Linked DNA regions of Homo sapiens: region 1 is linked to region 2. A link is a contact called in ENCODE POLR2A ChIA-PET data. All regions are on one chromosome and are shown on one strand. Each heading gives the region's core, a stretch centred on a gene start or an enhancer-like site at or near the end of the contact. The rest is flanking DNA. Distances are from core to core; before and after follow the strand shown.

Region 1 (6,721 bases), core at 602-3,101, 170 kb before region 2:
CACTCCAGCTCGGACAACAGTGTGAGACTGTCTCAAAAAAAAAAAAAAAAAAAAAAAGAAAGAAAGAAAAAAATGTAAAGGAAATGAGCAGGGGTGGGTGGGGTGGTCTATGGTCTGCACTAGGCTGACTTGTGGCCCTGGCTGGAGTTCTGAGGTCTGGAACAGGGCAGGAGGCTCTGCATTAGATACTGGTCGCCTGCCTTGGAGTCCCCTCCATTCTTATTCTGGTGGTTTTAGAACATGCTCTTCCCCCAATTATTTGACACTCCTCTTCTTGAAAGATGGGAGTCTATGTCCTTTTTCCTTGAATCTGGGCTCCGTGGATGCTTGATCAATATGTTGCCAGTGAGGCTGTGTCAGTTTCTGGACCCAGGCCATAAAAAACTGCAACTTCTACTTCCCACCTCTTGGGACTCAGCCACCATGCTGTGAGGAAGCTCAACAGCCCCATGGAAAGGCCGGTGTGGGAAGGAACAGAGGACCCTCTACCCCTGCCAGCTGTCAGCCCCAGTAGAGCCAATGGGACCTCCAGCTCCCACTCAAGTTGCCCCAGCTGATGCCTCATAGAGCAGTGCTGTGCCTTCTTGCGGCATCTGGCTTGACTTGCAGATCTGTGAGAGAAACAAATGATTGCTCTTGTTTTAAGCCACTAAATTTTGGGATCATTTGCAGCATAGCAATGGATAACTGGAACACCCTCCATGACCAACAAAGTCGCCACCAGTGCCTGCAGGCTGGGTTAAGAACACGGGCTTTGGGATCAGACTCACCAGCCATATGTCAAGGCCCGTCTTTGCCTCAAGGGCTTCATCTGCACATGGTGACCGTAGTAGGACTCGCCTCATAAGGTTGTCATGAGGATGAAATGAGATGACACACATGGAGTCTGGTGCCGAGGAAGTGTGTGGTAAATAGGAGCGTGACAAGGGTTTACCGCCATGGTTGTTATTTCCCTAAGCAGAGAAAATTACTCAGTCTAGGCTGGGTTCATTCAAACAGGCATGTCCTTCCCTGCTTGCTCCTTCGAAGACCCCCTCCTCCAGGAAGCCTTCCCTGACCACCCTACACTGGGCCGCCACTCCTCTGTGCACCTCCAGCCCTCTGTGCTACACCTGAAAGAACAAGAGTCCCATTGTGCTCGTTGCCTGTTTACAGCTGCCAGAATGGGACATCCCTGAGGGCATCATTAGCAGAGCCAGCAAGGAATGGAATTCTCTAAAGCTGGCACTCGATGTGTGCACACATAGGCCGGGACCCGGGGCTGCTTATGTTGCTGAGTGACGCTCAGCCAGCTGGTGTCCCCGAAGTGTACACCTGGGTGGGCCTTATATGCAGGCCTCTGTGTATGTTGGCGTGCCTGTGGGAGGTGGGTGTGCACATGTTTGTACACATGTGAATAGCAGTTGGTGTGTCTGCGTAAAGGCAGGTGGAGTGAGCGTGTCTCTGTACACAGATGTAGGCACATGCTCATGTGCACACCACTGCACATTCACGCTCATGTGTATGCTCGTGCAGTTGTAGGAGTGTTCTTGTGCATGGGTGTGTCCACATGTGTGTGCCTTCATACTGGTGCGTGCCCTGTGTGCCAGGCTGGGCTGTATGGTAGGAATGTAGGGTACCAGCTGCTACATCTGGGGCCCACTCGGGAACTAAGAATAGCCCATGCCCAGCCCTGTCCCGCCGGGCAGGGGGCCGCGGGCAAGCTCCACGGGGGCACCCCAGCCAGGCTGTTGGCCTCATCCCTTCTTGGGCCGACGCGCTGCCTGCCCTGCCCTGCCCTGCCCTGCCTGGGGCTCCCATGAGCTCATGCACACCCTGCCCAACCAGGTCAGGGAGGGGGTTGGGAGGTCCAGAGTCGTGCCTGCTAGGCCGAGGCCCTGCCCACGTTCCAGCGGCTGGACACCAGCAAGGCCTGATAAGGTCAAGTGTGGAGTAGGGTCCGCCCCCTCCCTCCGGCCAGGGACAGCCGGGCGGACATGAGTCAGCACAGGGGGCATCAGGCAGCCCGGGCCTGACCACTGGCTGGTGATGGGGCAGGCCTGGGGGTGGGACCGCCTCCCTGGACAGGCCAGGGGCTGGCCAGGAGGAATCACCTGCCGGGTCGGCCAAGCCCTGACCTCATTCTCCACCTTGAGGAACCCCACCTCCACTTCCGCCCAGAAAGCCCCTCTGGAGTCCCCTGGCTGGCTTCCTGCCCTGGCCTGGTCATTGCTGGGCCTCAGGAGGGCTGATGGCCACCCCTGCAGAAGGGCATTTCCAGGCTTAGCTACACGGCCCCAAGGGTTCCATATGCCCCTTCCTCGGGAAGTCCTCCCTGCTTCCCCAGGCTGGATGGAGTGGGGGTGGGGCTCTGAGATCCCAGCTCCCTCTTGGAGCCCCTCTCTCTACAAAGTCAAAGCCTGTTTACTCGTGTCCAGACCTGAGCTTCTTAAGGGCCAGGAAGTGTGTCATTTCCATCTCTGTTTACATCTTGCTCCCTCGCTGGGTCCCCAGCACAGCCCAGGAGGGGTCATTGTTGTCTTCCTTTACAGGGGAGGACTCTGAGGCCTGGCATGGATGGTGACTGGCTCACAGTCCCCAGCCAAGGGGTGGCCAGTGTGGAGGCTGTTCCCGGATGTCCTGCTTTCCCCATCACTGTGCCACTGTGATCCTTCCTCCTGGAGCCCCTGACCTCAGAGGCTCTGATGACCCAGCCCAAGCACCCATGACTGATTTTTCATTCTGTGAGCCTGGTGCGTGTGCAGCTTGGGCTGGGCCTTCCCTGGAGCTCAGCTCCACAGGGCAAGCCAGGCAGGGCCTGACACGCTGATCACAGCTGAGCGTCAGGGTGGAGTCTCCCGCTGTGTCCTTTGCCCCCCTGCAGGGCCCTGCCAAGAGGAGAGGAGAGGGCACCAGCTTGGCATAGGGAGAGCGCGTTGTGAGGGAGGGACCATCAGATGCTCCATTTAACAGATGAGGACACTGAGGCTCAGAGAGGGGATGTGATGTCCCCGAGGTCCCACAGTGAGGAACGGCCTAGGCAGGTCTTAGGAAACACCCCCTCGTGCTCATGGACACGCTCGTGGCACTGTGTGTCATAGTGAAAGAGGAAAAATGGCCCTGGACGCCTGCCAGTACTCTGTGAGCACCCTCCGCACAAAGGGACACGCAAGAGGGGGCTGGATCCGTGCTGACCAGGTGGGGCTCCATACCAATGAAGAAGCACACTTTCCAACACTTCAACACGGTCGGGCACGGGGGCTCACACCTGTCATCCCAGCACTTTGGGAGGATGAGGCAGGCGGATCATCTAAGGTCAGGAGTTTGAGATCAGCCTGGCTAACATAGTGAAAGCCTGTCTCTACTAAAAATACAACAAGTAGCCAGGTGTGGTGGTGCACACCTGTAGTCCCAGCTACTTGGGAGGCTGAGGCAGGAGAATCGCTTGAACCTAGGAGGTGGAGGTTGCAGTAAGCCGAGATCACGCCATCGCACTCCAACCTGGGTGACAAGAGCAAAATTCCATCTCAAAAAAAAAAAAAAGTAGCCAGGCGTGATGGTGCACGCCTGTGGTCCCAGCACTCAGGAAGCTGGGGTGGAAGGATCGCTTGAGCCTGGGAGGTCAAGGCTGCAATGAGCCGTGATTGTGTCACTGCACTCCAGCCTGGGTGACAGAGTGAGACTCAGTTCAAAACAAAACAAATGTACATTCAGAGGAAAGTGTTTTTGAGCCCACACTGTAACTGCGTTAGTTTCCTATCAGTTTCCTATTGCTGCTGTGAGGAATGACCACAAATGTAGCGGTTTAAAATAACAGGGATGTGAGCTCTTACAGCTCTGGAGGTCGGAAGTCTGAAGTGGGTCTTGTGGGCTAAAGTCAAGGTGCGGGCAGGGCCTGTGCCTTCATGGGCCCTCCTTTGGCTTTGCAGCTCCTAGAGGCCGCTCGCATTCCTTGGCCTGCAGTTCCTTCCTCCCCTCAAAGCCAGCAGCACAGCGTCTTCCACTCCCTCTGACCCTGACACTTGCTCTTCCGCCTCCCTCTTGCACATCCAGGGATTCTTGTGATTGTGCTGGGCCCACCCAAATCATCCAGGATGATCTCCTTATTTTATGTTCAAGGTGCTGGGAACACAACACAGTGGGTAACACAACAGACACAGTCCTTGTCTCGTGGGAGACAGACAGTAATTCACATGTAGCCCTGTGACACGTCTGGAAGGGTAGATGCTGGGGAGCAAAGTGAAGCAGAGGAGGGGGATGGAGAGCAGTGGGGAGCCTCATCTGCATAGTATGACTCCTTTCCAATGAGAATGGATTTGCCATATTTGCATATTTCTTTTTCTTTTTTTTTTTTTTTGATATCGCTTTGTCACCCGGGCTGGAGTGCAGTGGTGTGATCTCTGCTCACTGTCTCCTAGGTTCAAGAGATTCTCTTGCCTCAACCTCCTGAGTAGCTGGGATTACAGGCCTGCGCCACCACGCCCAGCTAATTTTCTGTATTTTTATTTTTTATTTATGTATTTATTTTAATTTTTTTTTTCCAAGACGGAATCTTGCTCTGTCACCCAGGCTGAAGTGCAGTGGCACGATCTCGGCTCACTGCAACCTCTGCCTCCCAAGTTCAAGCAATTCTCCTGCCTCAGCCTCCCAAGTAGCTGGGATTACAGGCACCTGCCACCACGCCCAGCTAATTTTTTGTAATTTTAGTAGAGATGGGGTTTCACCATGTTGGCCAGGCTGGTCTCAAACTCCTGACTTCAGGTGATCTGCCCATCTCGGCCTCCCAAAGTGCTGGGATTCAGGTGCGAGCCACCACGCCTGGCCCTATTGGCATATTTCTTCTATAACCCAAAGCAGGTCTAGGTGACTCTGAATAACAGCACAGTTTATCTTCCTGCCCATTGGCTGCGTGACTTTAACCTAATGGTCTAATCTCTCTGGTCTCTTCACAGGAGGAGTCAATGGGGTGCCAAACTCTTCCTGGCGATGCTGTGAGATGCCCAAGGGGACACCTTGTGTTCTCTGGGTATCCTGCCTGCGAATCTTACCTTGGGCAGGAAGTACCGAGGGACTCCCAGGCACAGGCTCCATGGGGCGGGCGGGGGTGTATGTGTAGCCCCCAGCTGCACCGGAGGTTCAGGGGTGGAAATGACTCTGGATGGAGCCCAGATGGTCTTTGGACCTGGGATGGGACCATTCCCAGAAGGAATCCAGCTGCTCCAAGCCCAGCTGGGTAGGCAGGAGTGTGGTGGTGCCATTGGGGCCAGAACCGCCCCACTAGCTCACCAGAGGGAACTGGAGAATGAGCCTGGGGCCTGGGGCCTGGGTTGGGCTGTGACAGATCCCAGGCTGTGGATCCTCAGCTGAGAAACGGGAGGGCCTGGGGAGGAGCAGGGGTGGGCCTAGGACCTGACCCCCAAGCTCCAAACAGGCTTCCATAACTTCTGGTTGTGTGACTCAGTTTCCTCATGTGTAGACAGGGATTGTAACTTTTTCCCATTCTGGGGTGGTTGTGAGGACCAAGTGTACTTGTGCACACAGGGGTGGGTGGGGATTTGCAGGGTGGTTGGCACACGGGGGGTCCCATCCAGGCTTAATTCCCCTCCCCAATTCTCTCCAGCTCCCAGGGAGTTGGCTCTGGGCCCCAGAGACACCTGGAAATGCCCCTTCCTGTCCCAGGCTCAGAATGAATTGAGGGAACAATGAAAAACAAACAAAACAACCATTTACTTGCTGAAGAGCGAATATGTTCACATGTCCAAATCATCAAAATACTCAAAGGATATGCAGTGAGAGAGAAGTCCTCCTCCCACCCCGTTCCCCCACCGTTTCTTGAGTATTTGAGTATATTTTCCCAGAGATGCCCTAGGCGGGTACGCGGGGAGATGCATTTGTATTCTCTTCTCCGCCTTAAACACACCCTGTGAATGGCGGAGTTTTTTCTTGGAGAATGGCAGGCATCAGCACAGAAACAGCTTCCTTGAGCTGCGGTGTATGGGTGGGTGTTCCATTGTTATTTGACGAGGCTGTAAAGGGAAGGTTGTTTTTTTTTCAAAGCAAAGGAATAGCTTCATGGAAGCGTCCTTCCTGGAATCTGGAATTCGGAGACGGGCTTGAGTCTGAGCTGGGCTACTTGCCTCTCGGGGACTGCACGTGTTGCTTCCCCTGAGCCTCAGTGTTCTCATCTGCAAGATGCTGCTTGTGGCTGGGCACGGTGGCCTATGCCTGTAATTTCAGCACTTTGAGCTGTCGATGCACGAGGATCGCTTGAGGGCAGGAGTTCAAGACCAGCCTGGGGCCAGGCGCAGTGGCTCACGCCTGTAATCCTAGCACTTTAGGAGACTGAGGCAGGAGGATCACCTGAGGTCAGGAGTTCGGGAGCAGCCTTGGCAACATGGTAAAACCTTGTCTCTACTAAAAACACAAAAATTAGCTGGCATGGTGGCACGTGCCTGTAATCCCAGCTACTCGGAAGGCTGAGGCAGGAGAATCGCTTGAACCCAGAGGTGGCAGTGAGCCAAGATCACACCATTGTGCTTCAGCCTGGGTGACAGAACGTGACTCCATCTCAAAAAAAAAAAAAAAGCCAGCCTGGGAGACATAGTGAGGCCCCATCTCTACCCCTGACCATCCCCCCCAACACCCAAAAAAACAAACTTAGCTGGCCATGGTGCTGTGTGCCTGTAGTCCCAGCTACTCGGGAAGCTGAGGCAGGAGGATTCCTTGAGCCCAGGGGGTCGGA
Region 2 (5,985 bases), core at 3,444-5,943:
AGAAAGAAAGAAAGAAAGAAAGAAAAGAAAAAAGGCCAGGCATGGTGGCTTATGCCTGTAATCCCACATCTTTGGGAGGGCGAGGCAGGAGGATTATTTGAGCCCAGGAGTTCTAGACCAGCCTGGCCAACATAGTGAGACCCTAACTATTTAAAAAAAAAAAAAGTCACATGCAGATTTTTTTTTTTTTTTTTTGAGACAGAGTTGCCCAAGCTGGAGTGTAGTGGGATAGTCTTGGCTCATTGCAACCTCTGCCTCCCGGGTTCAAGTGATTCTCCTGCTTCAGCTTCCCGAGTAGCTGGGATTACAGGCACACGCCACCACACCTGGCTAATTTTTGTATTTTTAGTAGAGATGGGGTATCACCATGTTGACCAGGCTGGTCTGAAACTCCTGACCTCAAGCGATCCGCCTGCCTTGGCTTCCTAAAGTGTTAGGATTACAGGTGTGAGCCACCATGCCTGGCCTAGTTGTCTATTTGTATCTTTTCCCATACAGACATTTTAGATTTTATGTAATCAAATAGATCTATATTTTTGTTGAAGGTCTCTGGATTCTCTCTTTTAATTATAAGGATTTTCCTAATTTCTGTTTTGTACATGTCTTCTGGATTTTTTTCTAAGATTTTAATTTTTTACATTGAAGCTCTGAGCCATCTGGAATTTATTTTTGCATATGGTATGAAAAAGGACTCAATTTTCTTCCAGATGGATAGCCAGTTGTGCCAGCACCATTTATTAAGCAGTCCAGAGTGTCCACCGAAATTAAGGCTATTGAGGCAGAAATAATTTGATAAAGGTTTATTGGAAGCCAAATGTGATGATCGACCCAGGAAGACACACCAACAAGGTTGGGGGTATTTCAGAGTCTGTCACAAGGTTTTTTTTAGGAAAGTTTAAAAGAAGGAAGGGGGAGCTGGGCGCAGTGGCTCATGCCTGTAATCCCAACAATTTGGGAGGCCGAGGTGGGTGGATCACCTGAGGTCAGGAGTTTGAGACCAACTTGACCAACATGGTGAAACCCTGTCGCTACTAAAAATACAAAAAAAAAAAAAAAAAAATTAGCCAGGCATGGTGGTGCATGCCTGTAATCCCAGCTACTTGGGAGGCTGAGGCAGGAAAATCGCTTGAACCCAGGAGGTGGAGGTTGCGGTGAGCCGAGATTGTGCCACAGTACCACAGCCTGGGTGTCATGAGCAAAAATATATCTCAAAAACAACAACAACAACAACAAAAAACAATGGAGGGGGACTCCTTTCCTTAGAGGGTACAACACAGAGGTTACCATCACCATCATGGGGTACAGATGACATCATACAGGATAAGAATGCCTACACACAAGACAATCAGTCGAACTTCAGACTTCAGCTCACCTTAAAAGAAATCAGTGTCCTATTTAGTGTCTGCAGGTTACACACTGATCAGTACATCAATCATTTGAGAAATTTATGATAAGATTCTTTAGTTGGAGACGCAATGTTACCATCGAGTCAAAAGACTGTTGCAGAACCCCAAAGGGTAGGTTTGAGTACCTGACACGCTGTAAGCCAAGCACTGACATGTGGGCGCTTAGGAGCAGAGAAAGGTTTATTCAATTTGGCCACGGCCTGAGGATGGGAGACCCAAACTCTCGAATCTGACCTTCCTTTGTAAGGTGGGTAGGGCGGGAGGTGAGATTCCCCCATGATCAAAGCTGTTTGCGTCCCTTCGTCAATCAAACTTCTGGACATCGCCAAGGAGGTCGCATGACCTCAGGATCTTCATTCTTCAGAAGCAAAACAAGTTCATGAATCTTGCAGGCAGCCTCCAGGGGGCAGAATGTGACGTTAATCAATTACTAGTGAATTGGTGAACACCCTCTACTTCAATGACCACATGTGGAGGAAGAAAAGAACAGAGAAGAAAATAAGTAACCAACATCTTATGGTTGTTATAGCATAGGCTGGGTTACAGCTCCCAAGGTGGATTGCTTTGGAAGCCTGCTTACTGTTGAACATGACTTGAAGGTTATCAACAGTTATTCATTCAATTACTCATGAATTTTCTGGGCAGCGGGTGGGGGATTCCCCGAACTGAGGACTCTTTCCCGTTTCGGACCATACAGGGTAATGTATAGATGTTGCCATGGCATTTGTAAAACTGTCAAGTCACTGGTGGTAGCGGTAGCGTCTTTTAGCACAAGAATTAATTTTAATTAGCATATAATGAGCGGTGAGGATGATCAGAGGTTTTGGCAGGTTTGGTCCGGGCCTCTTTACCGCATCCTGTTTTATCAGGGGGTCCTTGTGATCTGTAACTTGTGAAACCAGCCCTGCTGAACTACCTCAATATGAAAATAGTCTTAACCTTTGAGAAGAAGCCTTCGGTTCTAATTGATAGCCATATTTCCTGGTAATAATGTTGTAATCAACATCTTTGTATATTCCTTAAGCACTTAAATACTTAAAAAAGGGGGCTGTGTCAACCCTGAAGAGGATTACTGAGATTTTACTCATCTCCGTCCTGCATGATAAAAGAAAAATACATCCTGTTATTCCAGCAAATTGATGTTTTAATTAAGAGATCAAGGCCGGGCATGATGGCTCACGTCTGTAATCCCAGCACTGTGGGAGGCTGAGGCAGGTAGATCACCTCAAGTCAGGAGTTCTAGACCAGCCTGGCCAACATGGTGAAACCCCGTTTCTACTAAAAATACAAAAATTAGCTGGGCATGGTGGCGAGCGCATGTAATCCCAGCTACTCGGGAGGCTGAGGCAGGAGAATCACTTGAATCCGGGAGGCGGAGGTTGCAGTGAGCCGAGATCGCGCCACTGCACTCTAGCCTGGGTGACAGAGTGAGATGCTATCTCAAAAAAAAAAAAAAAAAAAGAGAGAGATTAAAAGTCTTAGATTTGCCTGTCTATTCCTATGCCAGTATCTGTCTGTCTATCTGTCAACGAAAAGAGTCAAACTCTATAAAATATTTGAATAGATTTATTCTGAGCCAAATATGAGTAAGCATGGCCCATGACACAGCCTTCAGGAGGTCCTGAGAACATGTGCCCAAGGTGGCTGGGGTGCAACTTGGTTTTATATATATTTAAGAAGGCATGAGACATCAATCAAATACATTCGAGACATATATTGGTTTGGTCCAGAAAGGCAGGACAATTCGAAGTCAGGGGGCTTCCAGGCTATAGGTAAATTTAAACATTTTCTGCTTGACAGTCGGTTTAGTTTGTCTAAAGACCTGGGATCAACAGAAAGAAAATGTTGAGGTTAAGATAAAAGATTGTGGCTGGGCACAGTGGCTCACACCTGTAATCCTAGCACTTTGGGAGGCCGAGGCGGATGGATCACCTGAGGTCAGGAGTTTGAGACCAGCCTGACCAATACAGCGAAACCCCATCTCTACTAAAAATATAAAAATCAGCCAGGCATGGTGGCACGCCTGTAATCCCAGCCACTCGGGAGGCTGAGGCAGGAGAATCTCTCAAACCCAGGAGGCGGGAGGTTGCAGTGAGCAGAGGTCCACTGCACTCTAGCCTGGGTGACAAAACTAGACTGTGTCTCAAAAATAAATAAAATAAAATAAAATAAAAGACTGTGAAGACCAAGTCTCTTTTGAAGTCTCATAGTGGCTGCCCTTAGAGACAAGAGATGACAAATGTTTCCTATCAGACCTTTAAAAGGTGCTAGACTGTCACCACCGGTAACACTCCAGTCTGGATGACAGCAAGTCTCCTTCTAGAAAAAACCAAAAACCAAAAAACAAAAAACCACCTCTGATCCCCAAGTTTTCCGTGAGACTGATTTGAGTAATAATAAAATTCCAGTCTCCTGCACAGCCTGCTCTGCGTGAATTACTCTTTCTCTATTGCAATTGCTGTGTCTTGATATAAATCAGCTCTGTCTAGGCAGTGGGCAAGGTGAACCCCTTCAGCGATCATATTGGAAAGTAAGTCATGAAACAGAGGGTTAAATAAAACTCATCTGATGAGAATTTATGGTTTATAGGGCATGACTCCCCAGACCCCTTAGATAGGAATTTGGGCAAGATTAAAAAAAAAAAAAAAGCAGAGCTTAGTCCTCATATCTACCTATCTATCTATCCATCCATCCATTCATCTATCCATCCATCTATCCATCATCATCTATCTGCTTCTGAGACCTGAAAGGCTAGTAAAGGTAATCAAAATATCCTTCTCTGATATATTTTGAGATGGCTGCTCCTGCAAACAGAAGCAGCCCTGCAAAGCGGTCTTCTATTATTATTATTATTTTGAGACTGAGTTTCATTCTGTCCTCCAGGCTGGAATGCAGTGGCATGATATCTGCTCACTGCAACCTCCGCCTTCTGGATTCGAGCGATTCTCCTGCCTCAGCCTCATGAGTAGCTGGGATTACAGGCACACACCACCACACCCAGCTAATTTTTTTTTTTTCTATTTTTGGTAGAGATGGAGTTTCCCCGTGTTGACCAGGCTGGTCTTGAACTCCTAACCCCAGGTGATCCGCCCACCTCGGCCTCTCAAAGTGCTGGGATTACAGATAGGCTTGAGCCACCGCGCCCGGCAAAAGCGGTCTTTTGTGGGGGAGATTTGCATCTGTAGAAAATCTGCATTGCTGCAGCCTGGTTTTCTCCCAGGCCCTCCCTTGTCCAGATCTAGGAAAGAGGAACTGAGATTCTGACACCCTAAAACTCTGAAAGAAACATTTACCATCTTTTTCCTCCGAGGACTGCTATCTGTGAGGTTTCATCTACATAACAAGACCACCTTTGCCAGCCAGGCCTCCTCTTCTCCCTTTCCCATAGCCTGTTTTGCCAGGATCCAAGCCCCAAATCTTTCTGTAACCTCAAGATGGTATATGAACTGCTACAGCTCTTTGTGGGGTTGGAGTGCTCCCTCTGTCATTCTCTCTCATGGACATGTTAATAAATTAGTATGCCTTTTCTCCTATTCATCTACTTTGTGTGGGCTAAGCTCTGATCTTTTCAGCTTGTGCAAATTCCTATCTAAGGGGTCTGAAGAGTCATGCCCTACTGTTATACCCGAGCGAGTTAGAGAAAACGCCACACTTTGAGACGAATTAAGAGTCCTTTATTTAAGCCGGTGGCCAAAGAGACAGCTAACGCTCAAAATTCTCTCGGCCCCGAGGAAGGGGCTTGATTTACTTTTATAGCTTGGTTTAGGAAGGGGAGGGGAGCTCAAATGCAATAATTCTACAGAAGTAAAAACACGCAAGAATCAAAAAACAAATGGTTACAGAGAAATAAACAATTTAAAAGACAAATGGTTACAAAAAAAGCAACGGAACCAGGTGCGGGGCTCTAAATCCTTCATAAGAGTTAGATATGGATGCTATGCCGGACACAGACTCAAGGCTTTATGTTGTTATCTTTTTGAGCAAAATCCTGGGAACTTCATACATTGTTTGTTCTAGTACCTTATCAGTTCATTGAGCTCCTTTGAAATGCTGAGGATCAGCTTACACAGGTTAACTCCTTGACGAAGGGGGTCGGGTAAGGAGCCCTTAACGTCTTGTAAATCAAGGGGCCAGATGGAGTTCGTCGGCTTTCCCCGCTAAGGGAGAGTCTATTCATATGGGAAACAAGGCTAGGTAATTAAGGAGACAAAAAGGGAACATTTAAAAATAGGGTTAGTAAAAACAAGGTTAAAATAAGGTTAGTAAAAAACAAAGTTAGGCATTACACTACAAACCATAAATTCTGGGAAGTGCTGGGAATATAGGTGTGAGCCACTACATCTGGCTTCTTAACCATTTTTAAGTGTACAGTTCAGTGGGTTTTTTTTTTTTTTTTTTGAAGATAGGGTCTCACTGTGTCATGCAGTGGTGCGATCTCGGCTCAATGCAACCTCCACCTCCTAGGTCCACCAATCCTTCCACTTCAGCTTCCCATGTAGCTCAGATGACAGGCATGCGCCACCATGCCCGGCTTTTTTTTTTTTTTTTTTTCTATTTTTGGTAGAGACAAGTTTCACCA

The links. ChIA-PET counts read pairs that join two places held with the same protein, here RNA polymerase II (POLR2A).
Region 1: POLR2A ChIA-PET joins it to region 2 with 11 read pairs in Panc1. The contact joins two enhancer-like sites. POLR2A ChIA-PET finds 5 or more read pairs at or near these places in 3 of 52 experiments (Panc1, WTC11 and activated CD8-positive, alpha-beta memory T cell).

What each region holds. Positions count from the first base shown.
Region 1 is chr22:39,278,906-39,285,626 of GRCh38, reverse strand. No RefSeq gene overlaps it. Among named protein-coding and RNA genes, the nearest start is that of SNORD83B, 32 kb to the left of the region's middle. RefSeq lists an enhancer at 3,424-3,923. Within about 2 kb of position 1,851, at least 23 of the 41 ENCODE cell types and tissues checked have a DNase peak (open chromatin) inside an H3K27ac peak, as active enhancers do.
Region 2 is chr22:39,113,904-39,119,888 of GRCh38, reverse strand. No RefSeq gene overlaps it. Among named protein-coding and RNA genes, the nearest start is that of APOBEC3H, 20 kb to the right of the region's middle. RefSeq lists enhancers at 1,889-2,038, 2,049-2,148, 4,947-5,921. Within about 2 kb of position 4,693, at least 5 of the 41 ENCODE cell types and tissues checked have a DNase peak (open chromatin) inside an H3K27ac peak, as active enhancers do.